3 separate regions of the Mus musculus genome follow, and regions 2 and 3 are each linked to region 1. A link is a loop called in an ENCODE intact Hi-C map of the cell type or tissue named here. Cell type or tissue: heart. All regions are shown on one strand. Each heading gives the region's core, and the rest is flanking DNA. Links, peaks and the distances in the headings are about the cores only.

Region 1 (10,318 bases), core at 1,104-9,103:
GAATGAGAAAAAAACTATTTATTTATGTGGGTTTTTTTTTTCTATGTTGGTTTGTTTTGAATTCTCTTTTAAAGGAATGTCTGTAGAAGTGTTCAAAGCATTAGCCCAGAATCAAAAGTTAGCATGGGTTGAATCACGTGCTCTTCCAAAAAGTATGCTACAACACTGAATTCTCACTCACCGTTCTTGCTGGTATTTCAGCCTTTGAAAGTAGGTCATCCAGTGGGTAGGAAAAAAAAAAAACTGTGAGACATTTCAGCTAAGAGACATTGTAAACGTTTTCCAAGTCAGTAGCATCCATCATTTAAGCTTATACATATTGAGGAAAAAATAATCAACACATGTTCTCTATTTCATGTATTATTCTATGCTCTAAGCTTGAGGAGGTAGCAGGGAAGGGAATTGCTGTCTCTGTGACATCACAGGATACTTGTAGATCTGTGCATGCAGTCACCGGAAAACAATATAAGTCCTGCATCAAAGTAGCACTAGTGTGCTCTAAGAACGTATTTTATTCTTTTTCTGAAGTATGGGTGTCTTACATGTTGACAGATATAATATATAAATATAAATAATATAATTTATAATATTATTGTTTATTAATTATTATTAATAATAATATAATTATAATAATATAATATAATTCCTTGTATTATATTATTTTTAAAATTTGTGGCAAGTTGCCAAATTTATTTTAACATTGTCATGGTGAGTTCTCATTGTCAACTTGATTGGATCAAGAAAGACCATTAATAAGGTACACCTGAGTGTGCCTGTGTGTTTCCAGAGAGAATTCACTGAGTAAGGAAAGCCCCTCCTGAGTATGGGAGGCACCACTCCACTGGCTGGGATTCCAGACTGAATAATAAGGGAATAAGGATGCAGCCATCTGAGCGTTGCCTTTCCTCGTTTTCTGCTCTCTGATGGGCACTGCAGAGCTACTTCCACTGCCCTGTCTTCTCTGATCTGAAGGACTATACTTATCTGAACTCTGGGCACAAAATAAACTTTTCCTCCAGTAAGTTACTTTCATGAGCTATGAGAAACATAACTATGATGGTTTGTTTGTGCTCGGCCCAGGAAGTGGCACTGTTAGAATTTGTGGCCTTGTTAGAGTAGGTGTGTCACTGTGGGTGTGGACTATAAGGCCCTCATCCTAGCTGCCTGGAAGCCAGTATTCTGATAGCAGCCTTCAGGTGAAGATGTAGAAGTCTCAGCTGCACCTGCGTCATGCCTGCCTGGATGCTGCCATGTTCCCACCTTGATGATAATGAACTGAACCTCTGAACCTGTAAGCCAGTCCCAATTAAATGTTGTCTTTATAAGAGTTGCCTTGGTCATGGTATCTTTTCACAGTGATAGATTCCTAATTAAGACAATAGCTAATACAGATACTATCCTAGTTAGCTTTAGTGTTGACACAGCCTAGAGTCACCAGAGAGGGGAGTTTCAGTGAAGAGAAAGATCAGATATGATTGACCTGTGGTCGTGTCTATGGGCATTGTCTTGTCAAGTGATAAAAGAGAGCCCAGCCTGTGTGGACAACACCATTCCCTGGGCTGCTGGTCCTGGGTTATATGAAAAAGCTAGTCAAGGATAAAGCCTTTGAGTGAGCTATAAATCAGCATCCCTCCATGGTTTCTGCTTCAAGTTCTGGCTTGAGTGCCTTAGTTTCCTTCCCTCAATGATATTCTGAGAAATTTAACTTTCCTCACCTAAATCACCTGCCTTTAGTCACGGTGTTTACCACTGCCACAGAGATGAAACTAGAACAGATATCTGCACAGAGGAGATTTCTAATTGGTTGCCTTGGTACACATGTATGCATATTGTAAATAAATTCATTGTTGATTCCACTAGTTAATGCTCCCCAAAAAAGAAATAAAATGATATGGGCTATTTGACTGTAATCAAGAGTTTAGTCAAACTGCCTATCTGTTGAATTTAATTACTAATATGTGGACTCAAAAAGAAGAAAACAAAATCCCAAGACAAGGGTTCTCTGTGTATCCTGACTGTCCTGGAACTCACTCTGTAGACCAGGCTGGCTGTGAACTCAGAGATCTCCCTGCCTCTGCCTCCCAAGTGCTGGAATTGAAGGCGTGCCCCTGCATGCCCATCTCAACATTAATACTCTTAACTTCAAGTTTCATTTGCTGAAGGCACTTCTCCCTGTGTTTTCCTAGATACAAGACTATTTAATAAAGTGGCATGGCACCTCGCATTGTTTGGCATCACTGCTCAGACCTATGTACTCAATGGATACCACCAGAAGGGAAAACTTGACACATAATCAAGTCGTACAATATAAGCTGACTCAGTAGTGGATTCCATTGGAAGTCCAACCTTGTGGAAAGAATTTCCCATCAATACCCTTCATCTGCACATTAGTTTCACATGGAGTATTAATGCCTGTCAAGATTCATCTGATTGATCAATATGGAAAAATAATCTGTGTTAGGGCCTAGAAGCATTTCAGGAATATATAGATGACAGTAATATTCCATTGCATCCCCAGCCTTGTGTCATGGAATTTTAAAGCTAGGCCAGACATTAAAATGTTGCATTTTATAGGTGATAGAACTGATGTTTACTCGAATTTGATGAGCAGAGCTCATCTTTCTGTTTATATGGTGGGGAGAAACATTGTCCAGAGAACAGTAGAACATGGCATTAATGATCTTAATCAAAGACATTACATTAGTCTGTTACAAAATTTCAAAAGGAAATAAACAGAGTTATCTCTTCCGGGAAAAGTTGGGATTTCTATCTATCAAATCCCAAACAATGAAGTTGGCAACATGTTGTTCGTTGAGGTATAGGAAAGAAGACTGGAGATGTAGCTCAGTTGGCAATGCTTCCCTAGCACACACGAAGCCTTGGGTTCATTTCCCAGCCCCCCACACAAGCCAAGTGTGATAGTCTGGGGCTGTAATAACACTGCTCAGGATGCAGAGTCAGGGGAACCACAAATTCAAAAGTATCAAGTTTGAAGCCAGCCCGGGGTCCACAGACACTGTGTCAAAAGAGACTGGAAAAAGAAAACATCCTAAAATTTAGCACATATCTTCACAGGAATACGAGTTGTTTTGCTTATTGTAAACCTCTTGTAAGATTACATTAAAAGGGTTTTCAATCCCTCTACCTTATGCCCTGAAGATGGTCTTCAATAAATACTCATGCTAAAGTAATATAATTATGCCGTTGATGAGCATTTCCAAACTTTATACGATAAAGTTTGTCATAAAAATCTTTGGAGAGCAATAATCCTGGAAAGACTGAGTTGTGAAGTTAATGTCTCAGAAACCCAGCTTTATAAATGTGTCTTGAGGGGGTGTCTCATAGAAACTAAGGTAATAAAACCAACTGCAATTGGCCATATTAATGCAGACCTTTTAGAGAAACTTAACTAGTATTCTTGGAAACACTTAAGTACCCAAGTCCACATTATATTCACAAATTCAAAATAGTTCCTGGCATGAATGATGCCCCATGAAGACATAATCTTGGTAAAGAATTGAACCATTTCCCCTGTGGTTCTCATGACAGACTAAAAAAAAACTGCCTAAGACCAGTGTGACTTAGAGGGGCAGAGTAGACCAGTGAGTAGGAGAGTGTTCCTAAAGGAGGATGGGAGAGCACTGTAATCCCTGAATTCTTCCTATTTCCGTTCTCATGTGATTAGTTGTGTGACACTTTGCTTTTAAACCATTAGAGGGTTTTAACGTACATGCATATCTGCTGTCCTACAAACACTGTACATTTCAATCAGATCATAATCCTCTTCCAATCATAGAAAAATGTGCCCAGTTACGAATATGTTAGCTTTCCCACAAAACAAATCCCAGAGATCATATCAACTACATCTCTATGTATGAATCCAACCAAACTTTTATTGGTAAATAATTCTTATTCAAGCTAACCTTTAGAAAAGGAAAACAAATTTTTTCTTAATAGTACAAGTTTCATTGGATTTCATGTCATGGGATTTCATTGGGATTTCACTTTGAAGGCAAATGATCTTTGTTATTTTGTAATGAAATGTGTGCATCCTAGGCGACATCTGTAGATTCGGTACTTGTTAACAGTTTGAATTTAAACAAGTTGTAGTTCCTAGATAAGTAAATTCTGTGTGTATGCACCTGTGTGTGTGTGTTGTGTGTACATTACTCAGCCTTGACTTTTCAAAGTGCAATGAAACCATGTGAGTTATGAAATCAGTGAATCAATAATTAGCCGGAACCATCAAATATCAAGGACAAGATTTGCAAGGACCATGTCTTTTGAGCACACCCACAATGTTCCATACCGTAGCAGATAAATCACCGGGGAAATTGCATTGACTTTTTCTGACCAACAGGGAAATGCTGGGTTCATCGTGCCCCGGGCCCGGTTTCCTGCTCCCTTGAAAAAAGAACTAGTCACTGAGAACAAATCTGACTCAAATGCATTTTCTTAGTGAAGAGAAAAAAGGGTCAAAGGCTCTCAACTGAGATCCGCTACTTTGGCTTTTTTAAGGACTTCTTTTTTGTTCTCCTAGACTGGGGAAAATAACTTCTCGGTACTGGCGTGCGGAATATTTGAGCGTCACAAAAGCAGCGGCGGCGAACCCATTAACCGAGGCTTTGCGATGAAGTGCATCTTTCCCCCTTCCCGTAAATATGCTCTCCCCTCCATTCTTGACTTCAGCTTAAAGCTCGGACTCTCTCAGAGGAAAAGGACTTCGCCACAAGATGGCACTGACCTGCAGACAAAAGAAATAGCGGTGGCATTGACTTTTAAAACAGGCTTGTAAATGCGCCTTGCTTGAGTCAAGGACTAGTGGGGTGAGAGCTCCGTGCGTACGGGTCTGAAACATAGCTTAGGTTTAACTGCTTTTCTTTCCAGAATTCCTAGGCAACGCACCTCCGAGTTGTGCATCCGAGGTGTTGGGAGGAGGCTGTGGGGGAAACCTTGGGTGATCCTCGTGGGGTGCCATCACATGATCCTGGATGAGGTGGAGTTCGGCTTTAAGGGGGCGTCTCTTCCTATCTTCCTCAATCTTTAGGGTTTGAGCAGGAGAAATACCAACAGATCTTTTCTCCCTCCAGTGACACTCGTCCCGCTTCAACAGAGGTGAACAGACGCATTCTTTAAAAGGTAAGTTGCAAGTTAGTGTTTTTAAGGGACTTTTGAGAAATCTCTTATTGATGGGGTGAGGTATGAGAGGAAAGATGCGGGTGTCTGATCCAGTCCTGGGAATGGAGCGGGCGTGGAGTCAGCTTCTCGGTTTGACTCCCAGTCGGAGCAGGAGGTAGTATAATCTAGATTGTGGGACAGGTCTGGGGCATTATGGATGTGAGACCTCAAAGGGAAAGTGTACATCTCTCAGAGTTCGCGCATCCTGGCGTCTTGCACTTGGGGGTTCCAGAAGGAAATAAGTTTTCCTCTCCTCCTACTCTCCTAGAAGTCAGGGGAGGTGCCCCTGTTGGTCTTTCCTGAACCAAGATAGTCTTCCTCGTTTTTTTTTCTGTAGCAGGCTGGAGCCTCTGCCCAGTTAGAAATCCAGGAGTTTTCCCGGGTAACCAGAGAAGATACATTGGGCAGGGGTGGGGACGCCAGCTTTCTCAGATGCATTTGTCCTGCTTCCCACCACGTGAGAAAATGTGGGGTGCCCAGAGACACGGAGCCCAGAATGGGAGAGCCCCTGACCCACTCCCCTGTATACCCCTCTTTCAGGCTGTATAGTGCACCTTGCAAGACTTGTGCCTTGTCTTCTTGTTTAGTAGTTTTAACCACCCAACACCTCAGCTCCTTTTTAAAAGGCAATTAACTGTGTTGGTTAGCAGGTTAAGGATGAACTAAAAGCGGGAGGGGGGAGGGGGGATTTAGTGCTTAGTAGGATAATCTGCTGCTCCCCAGGTAGATTGCAGAGATGCTAATGTAGGAAGGACCCTTATTGGGCTTATGAGAAAGACGGACTGGCCTCCGATTCGAGCCTTGCATGTTCAATTGGGCTCCTTCATTTCTGCTCTGTTCTCTCATTCGGGTAGAGGCGCCCTGATAAATTAGTTGTCTTTCCCCTCCTCCGTTCTTCCCCATCTCCGTGTGTGTGTGTGTGTGTGTGTGTGTGTGTGTGTGTGTGTGTGTGTGTGTGTGTATGCTCGCGCGCGTGCAGGGAGGGGAGTTAAGAATGGGGGTAATCAGGGAGAGTCACATAGTTATACAATACAAAAAAGGGTAGTGAAAACAGAAGTTTTGATTGAATGTACCAAGTTTCCCTCTGGTTAACTCCTAGACTCTAGGACCTAGAGCATGAAAAGCCGGGAAAGGGGAGGAGAGGAGGGGGGGGGGGAGAGGAAATGGAGATGAGGTGTGTCTTCTACTTCCACTGTTCTTTTAATTGGAGTGCTCTGTGATTTGCACAGAAGAGAGGACTACTTCTGCAGAAAGCCCAATACTTTGCCCATCCAAGAGACAGAATGTTCTTCCTCGATACCATTTTCTAGGGTTTCCTTATAATTGTCAATAGGCAGCTAACTGTTGAACAAGCCCTTCCCCCATTCCCCAGAAGGAACAGGGAATTATGTAAGTCGTTTAGATAAGCTAGCAGTAACTTTGGCTGTGTATATCACGGCTTATCTTTTTTTCCCAAACAAATGAGGGAATTTGAAGAAAACCATGCACTCGCGCGCACACACACACACACACACACACACACACACACACAGAGCAGGTTATGCCCCAAGAGCTGTATTTTATGGTAGAAACAGCACTGTGAATATCGATCAGGAAGGGCCAGCATTCCAAGAAGGAAGAAGAGGAACTGCCCTGGAAGGGTGGAAGAGGGAATCAATTTGCCAACTGTTAATGTATGTAATGTCTTGGAAGGTCCATGGCAGCTGTACTGAAATTTGCTCTTTAATTCTTGTAATACTTACAATTGTAAGACATACATATCTGAGATATACGGAAGAGCAAACACCAGCTTGTTTTCTTTTACAGTGAGATGCAAACTCTTTCTGTAGAAAAGTACTGCTACTTTCCTGACCTTTATTCTTTCTCGGAGATTTACTAAGGTAAACAAAATGTAACTTGTATCTAACACGCAACTGTTTTCCATAACTGAAATGGCTATTGCTCCCATACTTAGCAAAATAAGGATACTCTGCATTTTCTGTATAGATAAGTGATAAGTTATTGCTCCACTGGTAAAATGAGGCCATTCAAGCCACATTAGATGATATTAAAGACAGGTATATTGGGAAGCTGTTTCCAGTTCACAGGCCCCAGGGAAAGAGGCCAGGGAAGTCACCATGAGAAGGAAGAGAGGGGAGAGGGGTGAGAGAAAGGAAAAGTGTGCACAAAGAGAGAGAAAGGGGCGTGGAGGCTAATAGAGACCAAAATGTCTGGATTGTATAGGGCAGAGCCTCTGAGGGAATGGCAGCCCAGCCCTTGGGTTGGAAAGCTCAGGTTTGGGGGCAGGGTATGCCAGGTAGGGACTAAAGGATGCTGGGAGAAGCTGGAGGCCAGGTCTGCTTTGGTATGTCAAATATGCACCTCGGCCCCTTGTCCTGGGGTCTGAAGCCAAGCAAGTAGACATAAGAGGGAAACACTTCTCATAGGACTTGTCTATCAAATGTGATTGGACAGGTATCAGAATATACTGTGTTGACTTAAACTCGTTCGTGAGAGATTGGTCTTTATAAAACCCATGAATTGAAATGACTTGTTTTCGTGAATTCCTATACTTGTCAAAACAGGCCCTAGATAAAATCTCTCTTTTCTTCTTCTCCACAGTGAAAGTGTTGCTCTATGTTCCATGTCCCTCTCCCTGAACGCAAAGCCTCCTAAAGAGTCTCCTTAGTTCACTTTGCCTTTTAAACTCTAAGCAAGCAGCAGGTAGACTAAAGGAGTCTTTTGCTTATTTGTTTACTTAGTGGTGGGGGACTGGCCTGCTCCATGCACAGTCCTCAGAGGCCCACTGGCAGGAGGCAGCCCCTTCTTTCCACCACGTGAGGAATGGGGAACAATCTCAAGTCATCAGGCTTGGCAGCAAATGCCTTTATACAAATATCAAAGTTAAAACATATAACCTCACATGTTTTACCAAAGGCTCCTCCCGTCCACGAGTTATAGGTGAAGACTGTCCCATTAGAACCCTGCACTGTCAGCTTCTTCTCACTCGGCCTTCCCAGTGAGTTCCTTCTAGTCTGCCTTCATTTCTCCTTTGTCTTCTTGGCACAGCAGCTGAGCTCCAGCCTTAGAAATGTTCTATTTGGTTTGGTTTGGTTTCCACCAGGGACGCCAGCCCCAGGAGCCTCCATGACTTCCTAACTCTGCACTCCTGGGTGTTTGCTGTTATCTGGGGTACTCAGCTGCCTTTGCTCGCCACCCAGGACTACGTTGCAATTCCCAATAATCCCAGTCCCCTTTCTTGGCTATCACACTGGGCCTTTTACTAATTTATTATTTTTTTTCTTTTCTTTCTCTGCCCATAAGACTAGAAACTTGGCGAAAAGGTCATTGCTCATTTTACTGAAACCACACCTGACAAGAAACAAGTATCAAGTAAACATGTGTTCCTTCAGAAAACAGTTCATTTTTAATATGCAAAATGCAGTGTTTTCCCCTAGGTGCCCGATCTAAAAGAATGACTACTATAATTGGCACTTGTTTTGCATTTAACCATAGACCGTACCATTAATTTTAACACAGACTTATACCAAACATGATTCCCATCGAGACCTATTATAGTGGTCAAGGTATTTTAATTCTAAATCTAATATTTTCAAGGTACCATGAAGCTTTCATAGTGCCTAACTTAAGGAAATGTACTGAAATCAATAGAGGCTGATAAGGCTGGAGATTAAAAGTGATTTGAATGAGGGGAAAGATTTGAATTGCTGTTAAGATATGACACCCCAAAACTAGGATATGGAATTAGGATTCGAAAGTATTTTAGGCAAGGATAGATGCGGAGTTTGTTTGTTTGTTTGTTTAGAACATAACGATCATGTTGCAGCTATTAAAGAGTTGAAGACATAGCCTGGAGTATCTCTAAGTTCCAGGATGAAGCATGGTAACTGAACAAACTTTCTGTTCCTCACAAGAATCCACATACAAGCACACACTCAGTGGAGCTCAGTGATCGGGCACCAAGAGAAGCCACAGGTAATAAGAATGCACTTTGCTATTTTGGTAGTGTTAGTTTGAATAACGAAAAACTTTGTAACTATTAGCCAGAAGAGAAAGTATGACACTAAGTTTGCCTGGCTTACTTAAGGAAGTTAGAGCTTTCCAAAACTGTAAAGCCACTACCCACTCCTTCTAGGTTTGCTTTCCCATCCTACACTCACCCTGGCTTTGAGATTCTTGAGGGTAAAACAATGTGCAATTATCCCAGAAGTCATTTCAGTTGAGAGGATAGAAGAGAGACTTGGATTCTAATAACATCCACACTTGAAGTATGTCCTAGTTAGGGTTTCTATTGCTGTGAGGAAACACCAAGTTGGGGGAGAAAGGGTTTATTTGGGTTACTCTTCCACACTACTGTTCATCATCAAAGGAAGTCGGGGCAGAAATGCAAACAGGCAGGAGCCTGCTTACTAGCTTGCTCCCCATGGCTTGCTCAGCCTGCTTTCTAATAGAACCCAGAAACACCACCCTAGTAGTGGCCCCACCCACAGTGGGCTGGGCCCTCCCCAGTAATCACTAATTAAGAAAATGCTCTACAGGCTTGAGCACAGCCCAATCCCATGGAGACATTTTCTCGATTGAAGTTCCCTACGTTCAGATGACTCTTTCGTGTTATGTTGACATAAAACTAGCCAGCACAAAGTCATTTCACCACTATGCTTTAATGCTATATAGTCTGATTATATGATGGTAACTCTTAGTTTGATCAGGCCAAATTGTGATTTCACAATAGAAAAAAACTCATATTCCAGAAAGCAAAATTGCCAAATAAAAGGCTTATTAGAAGTGTCATTTAAACAGCAAGTGCATTTCTGCACGTTAAGTTTCTCTTTTTCCTTTCAATAGAAGTAAATCCACACAATTTTCTTCATTGTTGTAAGATGGACAGACAAAATTCAGCTTATTAACATAGGCACAATAGCGAGTTAATTAGCATGAGAGATCCTGTCCTGTGGACTTCTTTAGCAAGGGGGAAGTAGAGAGCAGAGGTTTCTGTCTTCTTTCTTTCTCTAAAGCAGCTTCTGATATTATGTCTGTAATGTATGTTGTCAGTAAGAGGAGGTATGTTCACACTCCACATTGGAGTGAAAATTTAAGATTATAACTGAAATCACACCCTTGCATTGGACACTCACATAGC
Region 2 (10,318 bases), core at 729-8,728, 320 kb after region 1:
AGAAGATGTTCCAACTGGTAAGGACACATGCTCCACTATGTTCATAGCAGCCTTATTTATAATAGCCAGAAGCTGGAAAGAACCCAGATGTCCCTCAACAGAGGAATGGATACAGAAAATGTGGTTCATTTACACAATGGAGTACTAGTCAGCTATTAAAAAGAATGAATTTATGAAATTCCTAGGCAAATGGATGGACCTGGAGGGCATCATCCTGAGTGAGGTAACTCAACCACAAAAGACCTTACATGATATGTACTCACTGATAAGTGGATATTAGCCCAGAAACTTAGAATACCCAAGATACAAGATACAATCTGCAAAATACATGAAACTCAAGAAGAACAAAGCCCAAAATGTGGACACTTTTCCCCTTCTTAGAATTGGGAACAAAACACCTATGGAAGGAGTTCGAGAGACAAAGTTTGGAGCTTAGATGTAAGGTTGGGCCATCTAGAGACTGCCATACCCGGAGATCCATCCCATAATCAGCCTCCAAATGCTGACATAATTGCATACACTAGCAAGATTTTGCTGAAAGGCCCGGTATATTGCTGTCTCTTGTGAGGCTATGCTGGGGCCTAGCAAACACAGAAGTGGATGCTAACAGTCAGCTATTGGATGGATCACAGGAACCCCCCCCCCATTCAATGGAGGAGCTAGAGAATGTACCCAAGGAGCTAATGGGGTCTCCAACCCTATAGGTGGAACAACAGTATGAACTAACCAGTTAACCCCCCCCCTCCGCCCCAGAGCTCGTGTTTCTAGCTGCCTATGTATCAGAAGATGGCCTAGTCGCCCATCATTGGAAAGAGAGGCCAATCGGTCTTGCAAACTTTTGATGCCTCAGTACAGAGGAACGCCAGGGCCAAGCAGTGGGAGTGGAGGGGAGGGTATGGGGGGAGTTTTGGGATAGCATTGGAAATGTAAATGAAGAAAATACCTAATAAAAATATTCATTTAAAAAAGAAAACAATGATATTCTAGGAACATTAAAAATAACTATGAAAATGTTTTTTAAAAATCCACACTCAACCACCCATTGTTTTTAGAAATTCATTGATAAAAGGTATAATTTCTAAGTTGGAATTGAACAAAGAAAGGAGATCTGTTTGTGTCACTATGGTTTCAGATATGTCTTCTCTACAATCAGCCATTGACTGAAGCAGTGTAATGACTCAGTGACGTCAGCTGACTGTGGCAATTATTTATACTTGGGCTCTTGGAATAACTGGAGGAAAAAGCATTGCTTTTGCTTGACCCAGAAGAAATAACAGTAACAAAATTTCACTGACTAATAGGTTTTTTCCACATGTGTATTATTTGATCTCCATAAAGATCAAGTGAGTTGGCCCAGTCCCCTTGTTACATTGTATAATGAAGACAAGAATATTAAGCCATTAGCTCAAGGGCACACTTGTAGTAAATGTCAGAACATATTTCGAAGGCTAGAAATATGGCTTCAAAATTCATACCCCTACCACATGTACACTATTCTAACAATAACAGGTCATAATCTTTTTTTTTTTCACTTGCTAAATAAATGGAATTCTTATTAAAGAGTGAGAATGGATAATCTTTGGTATTATGTGTTGATTTTAATAGCAGAACAAACCCTTGGCCTTAAGAAGCCTTAGGATAAGTTTGTATAGTGTGTTGGCCTATTTTTCTGGAATCTGTTGCTTTCATTATTTTGGCACATGGATGACAGAAATTTACCAGCCTGGGATTGCTAGGGAAAGAGCTGGTAATTGTGGCCAGCCCACTGCCTGTTTTATAAATAAAACTGTGTCAGAACAGCTGTGCCTAGTGTTTCATGTGTTTTCTACAGCCACATTTGGCCCACAGTATCAAGGATGAGCCATTCCAATAGAGACCAGGCTGCCTATAAACCTTTAAATACTTACCTTGATTCTTTATGGAGAAAGCTTCCTGAACCTTAATTCAAGCTACTATATTCTTCTGAATATAGTTCCTGAACTCTCCTTTCACAAGGACCACCACTCAATATAGGTCACATTCCACAGAACCTTTGTTCCCTACCTGCAAATCAGAAAGCAAATGCTCTAAAATCCAATTTTATGAAAGTATTGAAGATGGATACAGTTCTTATGTGTTTTTGTCCCTAAGGTGGAGCTCATTAATAATATTTTTGAAGAGAAATGATGTGGAGAAAAGAAATCAATACCTTATTTTGTAATTTCAGAGTCCACAGAAAATTAGGAAAGATCTTTTAGAGGCTTTCCAATGCTGTTTCCCACTGCACTTCTGACCTTATTTAATCAAGCATGTGGTTGTTTTGCTTTGTCTAACGTTTCCCTGGCTGCTGGACACTTAAATGTATTATTATCGTTTCTATTGGCTCATTGGCTCCAGTCTGGTTATCAGATATCTCTAATCAGCAACAGCACAAAATGTTGAAAAGAGAGGTGGTATCATGGCATAGAGACATGGAACTGATGGCTTATTCATTCAGGAAGAAGGGCTTCATGGAAAGAGAGAGGGAACCTGAGAGATATATATTACTTTGCAGAAAAATAGAATTGTTATAGTTAACTTTTATAGATACTGGCCTTGAGTTGTATTTATATATCATGGGAGTTTAAAAAGCACCTTTCTACATATTTGTGAATAGCATCATTTGTATCCCTATCTCACAAATGAGACTACAGGCTCAGATACAGCAGTTCCAAAGTAACAGAAACAGCAGAGATCTACGCCCTTAGGCCTTGTGCAGCATGCTTCCCATGTTCCAGGATTATTTTTATTGGATAGGATGCAGGCAAGAGTGATGGAGAGGACTAAGGGACTCTGCAGGGACAAGGCTAGGACAGAGAAAAGTGATTTTTTTTTTTTTCTGCAGAGAAAAGCAATTTTCTTCACTGCAAGGAAAGAAAAAAAAGAACGGAGTTCTTTAGAAGTTTGGCATTTGTAGATCCCTCCATTCATCTCACAGATGCATACCGAAGAAGACCCGAGCATGAGACAGGACTCACCAGAGGAACCTCATCTTCATGAAGTTGCATATTTAGGGAGCTAAAAATGGGTTTAAAATGCATACCGCATTATTCAGAGACAAGTACTGAGGAGGAAGAAAACAGAAGAGGCAGCAAAGCTTGGGTCTAAATCTGTAGAAAGAGTAGCCAGGAGAGGCCTCACCTAGAAGGCACCTAACTAAAAGGATGCTATCCTGACTAATGCATCCGATATGATGTCTTGTTCTTCTCTTCTCATTTATGCAGAATGTAATACCCATTCTCATCTTCAAAACTATAATTTTTCAGTGTGACTAATTAACCATGTCTACCAATTAATAAACCTAGTGGGGTTCTACCCATTAGAGTTAACAGTTGTCAAAGAGCCTGACATGCTACATCATATTTGTTCAGCAATGTTGCAAGTAAGTTATATTTTAAAACCACTTTTTGCTTAATGATAAATAATAAGCAATGCATAGCCTGTAAGTAAAATCCTGCTGTTCCTAGTACTGGCGGAGTATCAGCTTGGATGATATGAATCACTACTGTTTTGAGCAACACTATGAAGAATTGCTAGAAACACCAGAGTTGGGTGTGATTTCTTCTATGTTAAAAGAACAGAGAGAAGAGACTTAATATTCTATTTCTCTCCCACAATTTGTGGGCATCCATATGTATATTCTAAGACATTCATGGAGCCTATGAATAAACAATTCATTTTTAAAAGGCAAATGTTGTCATTTAAGGAGGGCTCAATGAAATGACAGCTCTCAGTTTCCCAAGTCTGACATTAGAATTAAATGTCAGGAATAACAAATATACATATTAGCTTTATTTACTGAGAAGGTTATTCAAGTCTTTTTCTGTCCTTTCACCAATGGTATAGTGAAGGAAACTTGCCAAAGAAAATGAAAACCTCAGCAAGATTTGGTAATTTTATCTCTACCGGTTTTTCCATATGGAGGGCATGCCATTACAGCAACACGTGGCCTCTTTTCAGTAGTAACCTTCATGCAAAATTTAAATTTCCCAAAAGGAGCAAAGGGGATTTTTTGCTTGTTTGTTTGTTTGATGCACTGTTGCTTTCAAGGCTCCATGGGGGTAACTTTCACTCTCTCTGAAGCAGTCTACTGCATGAAGATGTGTTGTTATGTTGTGTTGTATTTCATTTTGTTTGAAGATATACAACAGGATAAATAATTCTGTAGTTTAAGCAGAAGACTTAATTCCATAGAACAATATCAGCAAAACCATGTGCATATACACAGGAGCATGCGTGTGAGAGGCCAAATCTTTTAGGTTTAGACTCTATCTTAGAGAACATGTCCAAGGTTGAACTCAAGTTAACTAACAGTCTGGTACCTAGCACCAGTTTCCAGGCTACCCCGCAACAAGACCTGTGTCTACCAGTTTCCAGGTTACCCCCAACAAAACCTGTGTTTAGCACCAGTTTCCAGGTTATTCCCCAAACAAATCTGCACCCCAGGTTACAAGCCCGGTCCTGACACTTCACTTCCTAACAATTACCAATCAGATAAAAAGCAGAAATTAAATTTATGGTTTGGTTCCCAGCACCAGCCAATTATGTTAAAGGCCATAATGGCCTCTCAATCAGATGTGTACCAGGCTAGATACTCCCTTCTTTCTTGTATCAATTCTTGCCTAAAACTAGGCTCATGGCTCCACCTTCCTGCTGTGTCAGGATTGGCAGGAGCCTAAACTCAAGCTTGAATAAAGAGACCCTAATGTGATTGCATTGGATTCAGCTCCTTGGTGGTCTTTTGGGGATTTACAAATGTTTCATGACACAACACATGCACACACACACACACACACACACACACACACACACACACACACACACACAGCCCTAGCCTTAAATGCTGTTGTTTCAAACAAACTGAGGTATTCTCCCATTGCACCTGACCAAGAAGGCAGAAAAAATTCTTCCCATCTGCTCCCAAAAATGCTTCCCATTGTCTGCAGGACTGCTGTATATTTTGTAAAATGGAAAAGAAAATGTTTCCAGGAGACTGGATTTTTTTCCTACCTCTAAGCAAAAATAAGGCAGGTTTCTTTCTTTCTTTCTTTCTTTCTTTCTTTCTTTCTTTCTTTCTTTCTTTCTTTCTTTCTTTCTTTTGCATTTTTCTTCACTTCCTTCTTCTCTTCTTCTGTTGTTCCTCCCTTTGTTCCCCCCTTTGTTCCTTCCTTCCTTCCTTCTTCCCTCCCTCCCTCCCTCCCTCTCTCCCTCCCTCCCTCCCTCCCTCCCTCTCTCCCTTCCTTCCCTTGTTCCTTCTTTTCCTTCCTTCCTTCCTTCCTTCCTTCCTTCCTTCCTTCCTTCCTTCCTTCCTCCCTCCCTCCCTTCCTTCCTTCCTCCCTTCCTCCCTTCCTCCCTTCCTCCCTCCCTCCCTCCCTCCCTCCCTCCCTCCCTCCCTCCCTTCCTTCCTTCCTCCCTTCCTCCCTTCCTCCCTTCCTCCCTCCCTCCTTCCCTCCCTCCCTTCCACCCTTCCTTCCTCCCTCCTTTTTTTCTTTCTTAAAGAAAACAGCATGAAAATGGTTCCACTTGAAAGAATCGTCCAGGAAGGGCTGGCTCAGTTAGAAGGGACTACAACACTGACTTTGAGAGGAATCCCTTACTCATTTCATAAACTACCTTGATCACCGCATCCCTGAGCCTGGGTCCCAGAAGAAAAGCTGCCTATGTCCAGAAAAGTCAGACTCTGTTCTTATCTCTAAACAAACCCAGTGCTTCTGGAAGATGTTTGTGGAGGTAGAGGAGCTGTCAAATCCTTGTTTAATTTTGTATAAAATGTTTATAAATAAATAATTATATTAGTTCAGATTTTCTTCAGATCCACTAGAGTCAATATCCCAAAGCTTCCTTTGTTTCAGAGACTATTTGTGAGACAGAATTTGACTCTCCTTGGATTTTTGTCTTATAGTAGAGAAAACTGTCAGTGTTGTTTGGGGTTGGAGAGCACAGGCAGTGGGTTTGGTTTAGGAAGACATTTTAGTAACCCTTTTGATACCAAAATAAGTACAAGGAAGTATAAGTACAAGGAATATTTAAAATAAAAAAATCTGCTTAATTGCTTTAAAAAAATAAGAGATTTTGGGGAATTTGTGTAAATGAAGTCCAAGAGATACTATCCCAAAATATGGCATTTTGGCATCAGTTGAAGGTTATAAAACTTATCTCTTCTTCTCCTTCTCCCTGAAGTAGACATAGGATCCTCCTGAGAGGGCTTGGGTATATGAATATAGGTGCTTCCCTACACTCTAAGGAGTAGACCCAGAAATGCCAAAGGCCTGAGTTACTTGGGTAACAATTTATTTCTAGAGCTTATAGCATGCAACATCTCTCAGACACAAGTCTTATTTGTGATTGTGTTATTTGTTAACTTAAACACTATGCAAATCCTTGTCAGGAAAACATGCTTAAGGAAAATCAATATATTACAAATGACATCGTAACTTTGGAAGAGGATATTTCTCTTTGTGAAGTTATATAAATCTTTTCTTGTATCCAGTGAGTCATCAAACATTATTGCTAATCGCTCACAAATTGGAATTTGAGTTTTATAGCTTGAAATAATGATGTTTGTTGCTACAGTGTTGCGTGGGTGGCAGTCTATGCCTGTGTATGAGCAAGAGTGCCTGTGTTGGGCTTCACTGATGTGGAGGTTAAATTAGTCCTCTGCACTGGAAAATAAAGGATCTTTCTGTCCCTGTAATGGATGAAATGTCAACCTGGAGCCACGGATTTTTAAGATCTCCAAATAAACCTGTGTGTTGTTTATGAATTATTCATGGCGGACTCTGGGCTTTCAGTGCTTGGCAAAGCTGTCAAAAGAAAATGAAAGACATACATCAACATAGCAATAACTTTTTGTACTTATAAAGTTGATCCCCTTTCAAATTCTCCCAGATTTCTTTACTGAGTTATGTGTCTATCATGAGCATTCCTCCAAAGTCACGTTCTTTGGGAACATGATTACCTTTCTGGAAGAATATCATAGTAGAATTGCCAGATAGCTGTGCACACTTTGCCTGACTGAAACTCTTGAAAGAACTTTGTTTTCAGAGGAATTTGTTGGTGAGGTGCAAAACAACAACAACAACAACAACAAAAAACAACAACAAAACCAAAAAAAAAACAAACAAAAAACAAAAACAAAACCAAAAAACCACAGCAGATTTTTTTCTGATTAGGTTGATTTCCACGAGTTTATAACCTGTACAGATAAAACTAATCAAGACTGTAACAAGAGTGCATAGTACAGAATGAGTAGGATGCCCTAATTTTAACTTATCATTTAAAAAAAAACTCTATTAATAACTTATTTTCTTGTTAATTTCAGATGTAAACGTGTAGCTGGACTTCTAAAACCACTTCTGTGGATGAAACAACATTGACTAGTTCTGAAGTTGAGGAAGAAAAGGAAGAGAAAAGGGAGAGGTGTGGAAGGAAGAGGAGGAAGAGAAGGAGTGTAAAAGATTTATCTTTAATATAAATATAAGCAGTGAATTTATCTGGTGGCTCTATTTCCTTACTTTATGCTAGTCTCCAATAACCACACAGAGAAACTGAGATTTACAAAAAAACCGAGCCTCAATAGCTGAGCAGTTAGATGATCTGTTACCTCCTATGTTAATCTGGCTACCTCCCAGCCCCATCCTATGATACTTGCATACCATATTGATCTGGCTCTCTGAGCTTCAGATATGTTTCCATGATTTTCTTCATATCCAATCCTCATGGCTCCAATTCCTTTATCCTCCTAGCTGATCAAATCTCCTTCTCTCCCCTCTCCTTCCTCTGGCTGGAAGACATCCTGTCCTATTCTCTATTCTGCCCAGCCATTGTGTGGTCAGCATTTATCAACAAGGCAGAAAATAAATGGTAATAATTGTTTACACAAATTTGAGAGAGGAAATTCTTGGTATAAACATTACAATGCCATGTCTGGATTGAAGCAAGATGTGAGGTCAGAGAAATCATCATTTGAATAACACAAGGGTAAACTTTTCACAGTATACAAAGACAGTATGCCTACAGAGGAGAAAAAAAGAGATCAAACTGGCCAATAATTCAGTTTATAGATGGGAGAGGGGTTCAAGAGATTCGTATTTCTATCTGAGAGCTATTAGTAATTCACGGCTACTATGCAAGGGAAAGTCATTTTTCATTTTTCTTTAATGATGCTGCCAGTGGAAGGCTAACCTTGTTCATGCAAATAGCACGAATTGGACTTAGCAAATTACAGGAAAAAAAAAGTTAGAAAAGGACCTGAAGGTAAGAAGAGCATATATTATGTGGTGGTAGTGGTGGTGGGGAACCACTTGAGTGTGGTTGCTGTCAAGACAGGATGTTAAACCTGCTATGGTGCTATATAGTTTTAATTCTAGCATTTGGGGGTTAGAAGTAGTCTGATCTCTGTGTGTTCAATGCCAACGTGCTCTTCACAGTTTTTCCAGACCACTGAGACCTTCTGATAAATCAATAACAACAACAAAGAACAAGATATATAACTACAAAGTTGTCAAAGAAGAAATAATGCTAGATTTTAAGAAGATTTCTCTAGCTATTGGATAAGCTAAGATGCATTTGGGACCATAGAGTCAGTTGTGAAGAGAAACTGCTGAAGACAGAAAAATTTATGTCCTAAAATTGTGTGGCCACTGGGATAGAAAGATGTCATGGGTTTGTCATTTCTCTAATGCCACTTCCTCATTTTCCTGAATGTTGGCTTGAAAGTGAAATGCTACAATGATAACAGCTTGGATATTGATCATATATATATATGTATTATATATAGTATTTATTACATATATTAATATACAATTATATAATATATAAAGGGGATTTATTAGAATGACATATAGGCTGCAGTCCAGCTAATCAAACAATGGCGGGCTGTGAATGGAATGTCCAAGAATAGAGTGGTTGCTCAGTCCAAAAAGCTGGGTGTGTCAGCTGATCTTTAGTATACATGGTGGATCCAGGAGTAGGGTTGAATGCCAGTGTAGGAAGGGCAAGCAGGCAAAGAGCAAAAAGCCTCCTTCCTTCGTGTTCTTATAGGTGTCTAGTAGAAAGTATGGCCCAGATTAAAGCTATGTCTTCCTTCCTCAAGGACCAGATTAAAAGTGTGTCTTTTGCTGGTTTCAAAGATCTGGATTAGAGGCCTGTGTCTTTCTAACTCAAAAATACAGATTAAAAGTGGATCTTCATACTTGAAATTAAGTAAAAAATTCCTCACAGGTGTGCCATCCATTCTGGGGTTTTAGCTTCAGAAGTAGTCAAGTTGACAACCAAGAATAGCCATCCCAGTAATATTAAAAGTAAAATACTTTTGTGAGAGTTATATGTTTATTGTCCTAGTCAGGGTTACTATGGCTATGAAGAAACACTATGACCAAAGCAACTTGGGGAGGAAAGGGTTTATTTCAGTTTACATTTCTATCGTTGGAAGAAGTCAGGGCAGTCACTGAAGCAGGGCAGGAACTTGAAGGCAGGAGCTGATGCAGAGGCCATGGAGGTGTACTGCTTACTGGCTTCCTCCTCATGGCTTGTTCAACCTGCTTTCTTATAGAACCTAGGACCACCAGCCTAGGGATGGCACCACCCACAGTGGACTATGCCTTTCCCATCGACACTAATTTTAAAAATGCCTTACATCAGGATTTTATGAAGGCATTACCACAATTGAGGTTACCTCATTTCAGGTAACTCTAGCTGTGTCAAGTTGACATAAAACTAACCAGCACAAGTGTGAATATAAAAAAGACCTACATAATGGTATTTATTGTTCCCCTTGTGATTTGACATTGCTGGCTCAGTAGTTGTTCCTAGAGCTGGGTGTCTCCTTCTCTGTTTCACATTGATTATACTGTTTGACACCCCGTTGTCTCCAAGCCTCACTAGATTTCAGTTTGAAGTTCTGAGAAGCAGGGACTTATTGCTGGCTTTTAAATATTTATAATTACTGTGTCTGTGCCATATAATTAAAAAAATAAATATTTACTTGGTCTATTCAACAGTTTTTTCTTTTTTTTTTTTGTGCCTAAGCTAAAATTGTTTCTGTATCCTTCAAATAGGGATCTGAAAAATACCAACATTAGAAGTGTAGAAGTGGGATATTTTAATGGTTGATCATAAAATGCAAAATGAGCTGAGCTACAGAATATGAACCGGCAGTGAGGTGAGAGGCTTCATAGTGCCACTCTGAAAGAAGCAATTTTGAAAAGTTGTTAGTGAAGGTCCTGCTTAGGTGGTTTCTAATTCTTTAGGCGACATGCTAGCAAAATGTCAAGATACTGGAATATGTTGGCTGCTTTCA
Region 3 (10,318 bases), core at 868-8,867, 220 kb after region 1:
AGTCGTGTGTGTGTGTGTGTGTGTGTATGTGTGTGTGTGTGTGTGCGCGCACACACACGCGCACATGAACACTGCAGAGGCCAGAAGATGTACGTCTCCTGGAACTGGGCACTAGTGACTGAGCTCTGGTCCCCTGCAAGAGCAACAAGAGTTCTGCACACTGGAACCACCTTTTCAGCCCCAGAAATGATTGTTTTAACACTCAGAGGATTCTCTCATGTTGAATTTAGTGATTTGACATCTAGATAGAACTTTGTTTTCTGGACTTGGTGGGAAATTTTAATCACTGAGACTGGGAAAATTAAGACTATTTTTGAGAGCCAACTTTCACAGTAGGATGTTTCAGAAGAAACATGGGTCCGTGATGGGCTAACACTTTAGAGAAGAATGGCTCCTGGAAAATTTAGAATGTGTCACGAATGGTAGTCTTCCTTTTCTTTCCCCTCTCCTCCAATGACCTCCATGATCCTGTCTTTCTTATAAGCACTGCAAGTGAAAATTGTAGAGCAGAATGGCATGAACCTGTCCGAGACAAGTGATTTCAGACACCCATGACTCATGAAGCCCAAAGAGCCTGTCTCCTAAATGAAGAATTGATTTATGGGAATTATGCAGAGAACATATTTTCCTCATGCTTTTCCTTGTTCAAACAAGTGTGGTGTTGTGATGTGTGTAACAGTGCAGTGTGACTCAAGCAAAGGCTCCTGACTGTGCTGCCTGGCTCTAGTACTTCAATTCCTACAGATCAAGCATTAATTATCAAAGGGCAGAATGGCTCCCACAGATGTAAATCTTGGTTCTTAGAATGGACAATGTCCTTCATCTTTTTATGACTAAAATATATGTACATGCAATGATCATATAAATACCATATTTGGTATTTGAATCTTTAGGGTAAGAGATTAGGAAAAAATGTCTGAAAAGGCTCTTTGGAGGCACAATAATAGTGATGATGATGATGATAAAACTCCAAAACTCTATTATACTTTGTGCTTTTAGTTTTTATTAAAGATTTTATCCTCCCATGCCCTGGCTAATGGAACAAATTGTAGAGAACTAATAGCTATATGGGGACCAATTTTTTTAAGTGGCTGAGCCAATGCAGGGCTCTCCAGTAAAAGCTTGTTTACAGCATGTGCCGAGTCTTAGACGAAAGTGAGGCTGCTCCTGTTTGAACTGAAGTCTGGTCATTTCTGAAGGACTAGGTGAGCCCCAGGCAGAAGAAAGAAAGTTGTGTCTTGGATGGAAGATTGCAGTCTGAGAGTGTTCCTGGACTCTGGGACTGAAGGGTCAGAGCCAGCTCTGGACACAGCCTGACCAGAGCAAGAGGACACACAGTGTTCCACTTTGGGGCTCAGCCATACCTACCTCTCCACAAAGAAGAACATTCTATTTTATGTTGCTCTGAGGAAGCATTCAATAGTATTTCATTTCACGGAAGCGAATTTTTGCTTATAATAAAAAAATTGCCTGCCAGTATATTTTTCATCTTACTAAACTATCTGTAAAAAAAAAAAAAAAAAAGATAAGAAAAATAAGTAGTTTTGACAGAAGTTTGTAGCACTAAAAAAGTCTGCCTTCTGCAGTCCAGCAATAACATGAGAGAGAATATTCAGAGTATATGTTTAAAACTAAGTATTGAGCATATATTTTTGTTCAGAATAACAGAGAACAGGTCCAAAACCTATAAGCTTCATTTTTGTAAGTATTCTTCTTGTTTTTCTCCATTTTCTACTCAGTAGTTTAATTATTGGTAACGTTTAGTAAGCATTCAAGACTATACATTGGGTACTCTTCTAACTGGAATTTAATAGAGAGTTTCTCAATACTTATTAGAGTGCTATTATCTGAGAGCTATTCTTAGCTGCAGCTCATAGTGAATAATTTTCCAGTGCTCACGCTGCTAGCAAATTGCAGAGTTGAGGACTACTCAGCCTTTATCTCAGTGCTGATCCCATGGCTCAGATCTTAACCTCAGGAGCAACTATCCGAGGAGGAGCTGCTCATTATGCCACAGTACATGCCAGGAATAGCCCCGGGGACTCTGCAGACCAGTGATTAAAAGGGAGGGGTCCCGATGTCTCTGGGGGATCTCCCTATAGCCGTGTAAGAACGCAGCTTTTAATAATATCAGAAGAAGGAAAGATCTGTCTTGAGCCTAATGAAAATCCCAGCTGCTGCCTTTTGTGTTCTTTGGTTCTCTGAGATGTGGAATTTGCCAACATATGAAAAAAAAATGCTGAACAATTTGTTGAGCTGAGAATACAATTAAAGTGGATTTATTTTATACACAAATAGTTCTCTGGGTAATTTATACTAAACCACCAGGATTCTCACAAGTCCCCCCATTCTGGCAGGAGCACTCACTCTGACATTATCCCAAAAGGGAAACCAATCTCTATTGTATTCGAAATTGTTTCTTAGTGGCATTTTGCTATGACTCTGGCTTATAAATCAATAAGCTTGGGAAGTAGGATGAATAAATCTTCTTAAATAAAAATGTTCATGCTTGCCACTGTAATACAGGAGAGTAATTGTAGGAATAAAAATATTGATATCTTCTATGTCTGTCTTTTTCAGTAACAAAATGAAATAACATATATAAAATATAACAGAGCATGCTGAACAAATAGCTATTACCAATGTCTTTTACATTGGTTCTTTTGTATATTTTTGTGGTGTATGGACATAGTCGTGTGTGTTCATGTGTGTATGTAGGTGCATTTACAAGTGTGTGAGCATATATGGGGAGAAAGGAGATAGACATCGGTGTTTTCCTAAACAGTTCTCCACCTTACTTTACAACAAACAAACAACAAAACCCCAAAGCACAGGGTCTCTCTCTCTCTCACTGAACTTGTTCATTAGACTGGCTGGCCTCCTCCATCTGCCTGCCAAGCTCTGGGCTGACAGGTATGTGCCACCACACCTAGTTTTTTAAACATGGGGACTGAGTATCTGAACTCACGTCCTCACACCTGCCTGGCAGGCACTCCGCCAAAGAGCCAGCTCTCAAGCCCTGCCAACAATATCAACTTCATTAAAGATATTCTTCTGCAAAATACAAAGTATACCAAAGATGACAGCAAGAAACTACCATCTAAATCACATATTTATATGTCAAAGGAGCTTATTAAATTATCTGTCCCGAAGAAATCACTTGACAACATGCATGATCATCAAGTTACAATCTCTTTGTAAAAAATAGCTCAGAGGAACACTCCTCCATTGTTGGTGGGATTGCAAGCTTGTACAGCCACTCTGGAAATCAGTCTGGTGGATCCTCAGAAAATTGGACATAGTACTACGGGAGGATCCCGCAATACCTCTTCTGGGCATATATCCAGAAGATGTCCCAACCGGTAAGAAGGATACATGCTCCACTATGTTCATAGCAGCCTTATTTATAATAGCCAGAAGCTGGAAAGAACCCAGATGCCCCTCAACAGAGGAATGGATACAAAAAATGTGGTACATTTACACAATGGAGTACTACTCAGCTATTAAAAGGAATGAATTTATGAAATTCCTAGGCAAATGGTTGGACCTGGAGGGCATCATCCTGAGTGAGGTAACACAATCACAAAAGAACTCAAATGATATGTACTTACTGATAAGTGGATATTAGCCCAGAAACTTAGTATACCCGAGATATTTGCAAAACACATGAAACTGAAGAAGAACGAAGACCAAAGTGTGGACACTTTGCCCCTTCTTAGACTTGGAAACAATCACCCATGGAAGGAGTTACAGAGACAAAGTTTGGAGCTGAGACAAAAGGATGGGCCATCTAGAGACTGCCATATCCGGTGATCCATCCCATAATTAGCCTCCAAACAATGACACCATTGCATACACTAGCAAGCTTTTACTGAAAGGACCCTGATATAGCTGTCTCTTGTGAGGCTAGGCTAGGGCCTAGCAAAAACAGAAATGGATGCTCACAGTCAGCTATTGGATGGATCACAGGGGCCCCAATGGAGGAGCTAGAGAAAGTATCCAAGGAGCTAAAGAGATCTGCAACCCTGCAGGTGCAACAACATTATGAACTAACCAGTACCCCGGAGCTCTTGACTCTAGCTGCATATGTATCAAAAGATGGCCTAGTCGGCCACCACTGGAAAGAGAGGCCCATTGGTCATGTAAACTTTATATGCCCCAGTACAGGGGAATGCCAGGGCCAAAAAGTGGGAAAGGGTGGGTAGGGGAGTGGGGGGGGATGGGGGACTTTTGGGCTAGCATTGGAAATGTAATTGAGGAAAATATGTAATAAAAAAATAAAATAAAAAAGAAAGAAAATAACAAACTAAACAATTCTCCTCCTCCCCCCCTTTTTCCTTCACAGTTTTCTTAAGTAATAAATATGTTATTTTATTTAAAAAAAAAAAAAGAGAACCAGACAGAGATGTAGAGACCCACTCACACACTAGGGAATCCCATAAAAACACAAAAACAGATATGTTTGTAGAACATGATTTTAATATTTTCAACTCTTGATATTCAACAAATAAAATAGTTATTTTAAGAAAAAAAATAACTCAGAAATGATTAGAGAAAAACCCCAAGTAAATTTACAAAAGATACAAACGTCACAAAGTCTGTTGTTCAGTCAAAGAGGAGCAGATGTTGTTTTGTTGACAGAATAGTTGGCAGACTTAAGTGAGCTAGAATTTTGACAAAGACTAATTTCCCTGAAAAAGAAATATACAGTTGTGAATTATTGAGTCACTTTAAAGTTTAGATTATTGTAGGTTTGGCTTACAATGGTTGGATCTTTCAGTTTGGGTGAAGTCAGTTTTGTTTTTAATTTAACCCTGTTCTTGTTCATTAGTATCATGTGACAGTGCATGATGTGTGAGGGCACATCCTGTGGTGCGCATGGGGAGGTCAGAGACAAGGCTTGGGCAGTCACGGTTCTCTTCCCAACTTCCGGAAGTGTCTGGGGATGGAAATGAGGTTCCAGGTTTTTGGCAAGAGCCCTTACCCTGTGAGCCATCTCACTGACTCAATTACATAACTTTTAGTTTTCATTCATTTTACTTGTCTTTTTGCCTCGTACACTGACAGCAAGACTGGATGGGGGGGGGGGGGAGAGGATCTTTTTCTTTCCGAGGTCACCCTTTTATAGATGAAAAAGGGAAGAAACTCAGTTTCAAGTTGCAACCTGCCACAGAAGTAAAGTCCCGAAGCATGGACTCTGGAAAGAGTCCTCACTCTACGAGCTCCTGCAAAGTCAAGCAGGTCAGAACTGAAACATCTGAAGGAAACTGTTTCTCAGAATCTGGAAATAAATGTGGCAAACAATGAGAAACACAAACAAAAGCTAGGTGAGGACACCCTTCCTATTGGTTTTCAATTTTAAGGGTTTCTTTCGTTTTAATTATGTACCTATGCACGACCATGCAGCGCCCTCTGGGGGCAGAGGTGGGCATTGTATCCCTTGGCGCTAGAGTCATCTGACCAGGGTGCTGCGAACCCAGCTGAGGTTCCCTAAAGGAGCAGTACTTGTTCGCAACCACTGAGCCATCTCTGTAGCCCATAAAGGTGGATTTTGAGGTTTCTTTGTTTTCCCTGGAAGCTGACTGTTGTGTGTTTAAACCGGCTAGCTTCAGTGAAAGCCCCCCCCCCCCCCCCGGAAACTTAAGTGAGAACAGAAACATGATGACAAAAGGGAGGAAGTCTCCAGCTCCAGCAGCCGCAGACTGGGGCACCTGTAAAACTGTCAGACCCCCGCGTGCCTGAGATGTGGACTAGAAGGGTAAGCAGAGGCACGAGGCTGCTCACCCTCTCCGGGTCTGGCACAACCTCAGGTAAAGAGGATTTCCTTGGATTCAGAGTTTTAATGTTAATGAGGAAATTTGAAAATGAGCAAAATTAAAAGAGAAACACAGCTTCTTGTCCATCCTCCCCCCTTTTCCTCCATCTCCGTCTCTGATTTTGTGAGACAGGCTTTTATTATGCAGTCCAGACTTTTTTGGAACGGTTTAGCTCAGGCTGTCTTCAAACCTGGAACTCTCAAACCTCAGCCTCTGGAGTGCTGGTGTCGAGAAGTGAACCCCATACTCAGCTCACAAAAGCAGCGATAAGGGAAAAATTAATGTCAATAACAAGTTGCATCCAAAAGAGAAAAGATAATAGGTAACGCTCTAATGTTATACATTAAAGAACCATAAAAGGGGGGGGGGGAGAAATCAATAAACTCAGTTTGAAGTTAGAAGAAATATTAAACTCAGTTTGAAGTTAGAAGAAAAGAAATATTAGTGATTAGACATTACATAGAGACTAAAAAGGTATGTGACAAGATCAACCTAATGAAAACTTGATCTTTTGAGAAAAAAATTAGACTTTGAGCTTGAACAAAAAAGAGAGGGGGGGGGAGGGAATCAATTACATGAAGAGGAGACATGACTGATAGTTGTTTTATGAGGTGCTGAAAAGTGTTGTATTTTATAAAAATAGAGAGAAGAAGGAATCTGTTTGGTGGAGGTGTGGTATGGTGTTAGGGAGGGGGCTGCCTTGGTGGTGAGACCATGCTCAGGCATCCCTCCCTCCCTTGCTCTTCCCCCCACCCCCCGCCCCCAGAGACCAGCCACAGGAAGGTATAGTATAGACTAGAGTTTATTCAGGACATGGGGAGAGGAGTTGATAGGGTGAGACAGACAGACAGACAGAGGGAGAGAGAGAGACAGAGAGAGTAGAGGTCAGGCCGCGAGCTTGTGGTGAGGGGGAGGAGGGGAATGGAGCTGGAGAGAGAGGGTAGGAGCAGAAGTAAGAGTGAGAGAACAAGAGAGCGAGGAGAGGGTGAGTAGACCCTTCTGTGGTGAGTCAGGCACACCTGGCTGTTGCCAGGTAACTGTGGGGCAGAGCCTAGATGAAATGCCAACGGGAAGAAAATATATTCTTCTGTATTTGTGTGAAATGTTCAGCAAATGTCCATTTGGCTTGTAATGCCAGTGAGCTCCAGCATTTCTGTTTCGCTTCTGTCTGAATGACCTTTCGATTGGGGAGTGCAGTGAATTGAAGTCTCCCACTGTTAGTGTGAGGGTCAGTATGTGATTTAAGCTGCAGTAATGTTTGTTTCATGAACTTGGGTGCCCATGTGTTTAGTGCATCGATGTTAAGAGTTGTAATTGCCTCTTCGTGTTCCTTTGATGAGTATCTAGTGTCCTTCCTCTTCTGATTAGATTTTATTTTGAAGTCTATTTTGTCAGAAATTAAAATGGCTGCACCAGCTTGCTTCTTAGGTCTATTTTTTGTCGGGAGCCATTTTACCTGTTTCTGTGAAAGCCTGCCTGTCAGGCAGTGTCAATTCACGCCAGGGTCTGCTGGCAGACTTCCTGGCCTGCTGACGCATGGAACAATAAGAGGGGATGCACTTGAAGCTCAAGGCAAGGAGCTGAATGTTCTGTTAATGTTGAAGGAAGGAACGGGGAGGCCTCTGGATGGGTACAGATATCCGATGTACATTTGCCATTGTCTCTGTTGACTTGTGAGTTTGCTTCCCACGATGCTGAAAGTCTATGAGAATTAAACTCGAGGCTGTCACAGGATTCACTGGACAGCCCTGCTGAATTCTAACCTTTGTCTCTGAGTCTTCTTTTTCACCTTTCCTATAATCATCCCCTCTCCCCCTGAGAGGACCATTTGCACATTTGCTAGAAGAATCCTTGTTTACCACTTTATCCTCAGATCTGATTTTGAAGTTAAGATCTGTTTTTGGATGCAGCAGGGAAGTTCCCATCTTTGCATTTGTTCTGTTAGACTGTTTTTTGTTTGTTTGTTTGTTTTGTTTTTTTGTTTTTTGTTTTTTTTAATTGGGAAACTGAGACGACAGTTGTTGAGAGATATCAATTAATAGTGTTGTTTGATTCCTGTTATTTTGTTGTTGTTGTTGTTGATGGTGGTGGTGTTGGTGGTGGTGATGATGGTAGTTGTGTGTGTGTGTGTGCGCACACACACGCGCACATATGTGTTTCCTCTTTTAATTTCCGGCTCTGGGATTTTTCCTAGATGTAGTAAACATCTTTAGAAGTTTTTCTCCTAGTGATGTCTTATTTTTTCCATCTATTATGATTAAAATTTCTGCTTCATTAAGTAGTCTTGGCTGATATCTGGGTCTTGGAAAGTCTGTAGAATATCTGTCCAGTCCCTTCTGGCTTTTAAAGTCTCCATTTGAAAAGTCAGGTATTGATTGTTCCAATAGGTCTGCCTTTATATGTTATTTGTTCTTTTTCCCTTGCAGTTTTTTTTTTAAACTTTTATTTGCTCTTTGGGAATTTCACATCATGTACTCTCATCTCCCTCTCCCCTCGTACCACCCCTCCACCCTTGCAACCTCTCTCCTCAACAGAGAAAAAAAACCTCCTCCCGGAAGCTGTAGTTTGTCACAGTTTGTCCTACAGTATACCCTTTTGTTTGTGCTTCTTTGCTTGCAAGTGTTCATTTCAGTGACCCAGTCTGGTAAGAGGCCTTCGGCTTCTGCTATTCTGTCAGTACTGGAATCTCACTGGGACTCCTCTGGGATATCATGTTGTTGCCCTGTGTTATGGAGATTCTGTGTTTTGGATCTGTAGGGTTGGCCCCCATATACTCCATCAGTTGATTACTGGATTAGATGTTGGGGTGGACCCATTCAAAGCCCTGGATCTGGGCCTGAGAGGTAATTGAGCTGGTCAGCCTGATAGCTTGTCAGCTCTCCCACTTTCACACCCTTGGGGCCAGCTTACCAGCAACCCTGTAAACAGGGCCAATTTCTACAATGCTGTCTAGGCGAGGTGCCGGATTCATTCTCCTGAGTGTTGCAGCTGGTGAGGGACATGGCCCATTTTCCCCTCTCGTGGCCTTGAGGTGAAGGGCCCACTCTGCCATAGCAGGTGAGGTTCAGGGTTAGCTCTCCCGCCTGCTCTAGGTGGCAAGGACAAAAGGGAGGGAAAGAATCTCTCCCTTACAGATGCCATCGCCCAATAGAAAAGAGGCAGAACAGGCTTTTCCACACTCGTACCCTCAGTACTGGCTCACCCACAACCCCCACACTCAGGGCCATCTCTACTGTGCTGCCCAGACGAGGTGCAGGGCTTGCTCTCCTGCCTGCTGTAGGGGCCCAGGGCTGAGGAGGGCTCATCTCTCCCTTGCCCATGTCACCACACATAGCAGACAAGTGTCAGGGCATCTCTCCCACACTCACATTCTTGGGGCTGGCTCTCCTGGGTGCCCACCACCAGGGCCAGCTCTACTGTGATGACTAGGTGAGGTGCAGGACCCGGTATCCTGAGTACTGCAGCTGGCTAAGGGCAGGGTCATTTCAGCTGCTCTCATGACTCCAGGGTCAGATCTCTCATGATGCCCAGGTGAGGGGTGGGGCCAGTCCTGAACACCCCTTAGACATGAACATGTCCCCAAGCAGCAGCCCAGGCAAGGAGCAGACATCTGCTTGGCCTTTGGAAGTGATCAATCCCTGCTGCTCCAGGGCCACAGATCCAGTAGCAGCACAGGTCAGGACCCCACCATGGCCCCAGGTGACATCAGCAGCTGCTCACATCAGACTGTTCCACACTGCACCCTTCTGTTTCTCTTCCTCTTCTATTTCTCCACCATTTACTTGTTCCTCTTAGTGGCACCCAGTGTCTCTGAGTGTCTGGGGTCATTTCAGGAATGCTCTGCCCTGCTCATCCAGGACATGGTATGCCTGCCCCAGGCCTGCACAGCACTGGACTGGTGATCGTCTCGGTTGAGGTTGTTCAGAGACTGCTAGGGTGCCAATCATTCAGATGTCAGCTGAGATCACTGAGCTGAGACACAGCCTCTCTCCGCTCTGCCACCTCCTGACACACGTGTGACACAGCAGTCACACCTGCAATGCCTCTAGGGGCAGGGCCCTAGCAGGTTTTAATATTCTTCTTTGCTGTGCATGTTTAGTATTCTCTTAATTATGTGGTGAGGAGGCTTCTTCTCTGTTATAATTGATTTAGTGTTCTGTATGTTTCTTGTATCTTGATAGGCATCACTTTCTTTAGGTTAATTATTTTTTATGATTTTGTTGAAAATATTTTCTGTGCTTTTTACCCAAGTTTCTTCTCCTTGCTCTATTCCTATTATTCTTTGATTTTTGTCTTTTCATAGGTTTCAGATTTTCTGTTTTTTTTTTTTGGGGGGGGGAAGGGGGCAGGATTTTTAGATTTAATTTTTTTTTTTGTTTTGTTTTTTTTGGTCAATGTGTTTCTTCTGTTGTGTTTTTTAATGCCTTCGGTTCTATCTTCTATCTCTTTTATTTTGTTGGTGAGGCTTACCTCTAAGGTTTCAGTTTGATTTTCTATTTTTT

The links. A loop is a pair of places that touch in the nucleus more often than their neighbours do. Peaks named below come from ENCODE experiments on the same cell type or tissue, not always from the same donor. Only the 100,000 strongest peaks of a DNase experiment are listed, where the experiment ranks them.
Region 2: a loop joins it to region 1, with 3 times the contacts of the local background. A loop is called at or near these places in 5 of 42 quality-filtered maps.
Region 3: a loop joins it to region 1, with 12 times the contacts of the local background. A loop is called at or near these places in 15 of 42 quality-filtered maps.

The regions. Positions count from the first base shown.
Region 1 is chr8:66,692,384-66,702,701 of GRCm38, forward strand. Npy1r (neuropeptide Y receptor Y1) reads left to right here and starts at 5,039. Exons shown (of 3, transcript NM_010934.4): 1 at 5,039-5,139. In heart, for the core only: a CTCF peak has its summit at 4,737 (motif pointing right); no DNase peak of the experiment used is centred there; H3K4me3 peaks cover 1,902 bases; H3K27ac peaks cover 354 bases; H3K27me3 peaks cover 1,565 bases.
Region 2 is chr8:67,010,588-67,020,905 of GRCm38, forward strand. No RefSeq gene overlaps it. Among named protein-coding and RNA genes, the nearest start is that of Gm25275, 97 kb to the left of the region's middle. In heart, for the core only: a CTCF peak has its summit at 4,671; no DNase peak of the experiment used is centred there.
Region 3 is chr8:66,908,907-66,919,224 of GRCm38, forward strand. All of the region lies in intron 1 of Gm39185 (a long non-coding RNA gene), which reads left to right. Gm25275 (a small nucleolar RNA gene) reads right to left here and starts at 9,872; the gene lies at 9,744-9,872. In heart, for the core only: a CTCF peak has its summit at 5,413 (motif pointing left); no DNase peak of the experiment used is centred there; H3K27ac peaks cover 190 bases.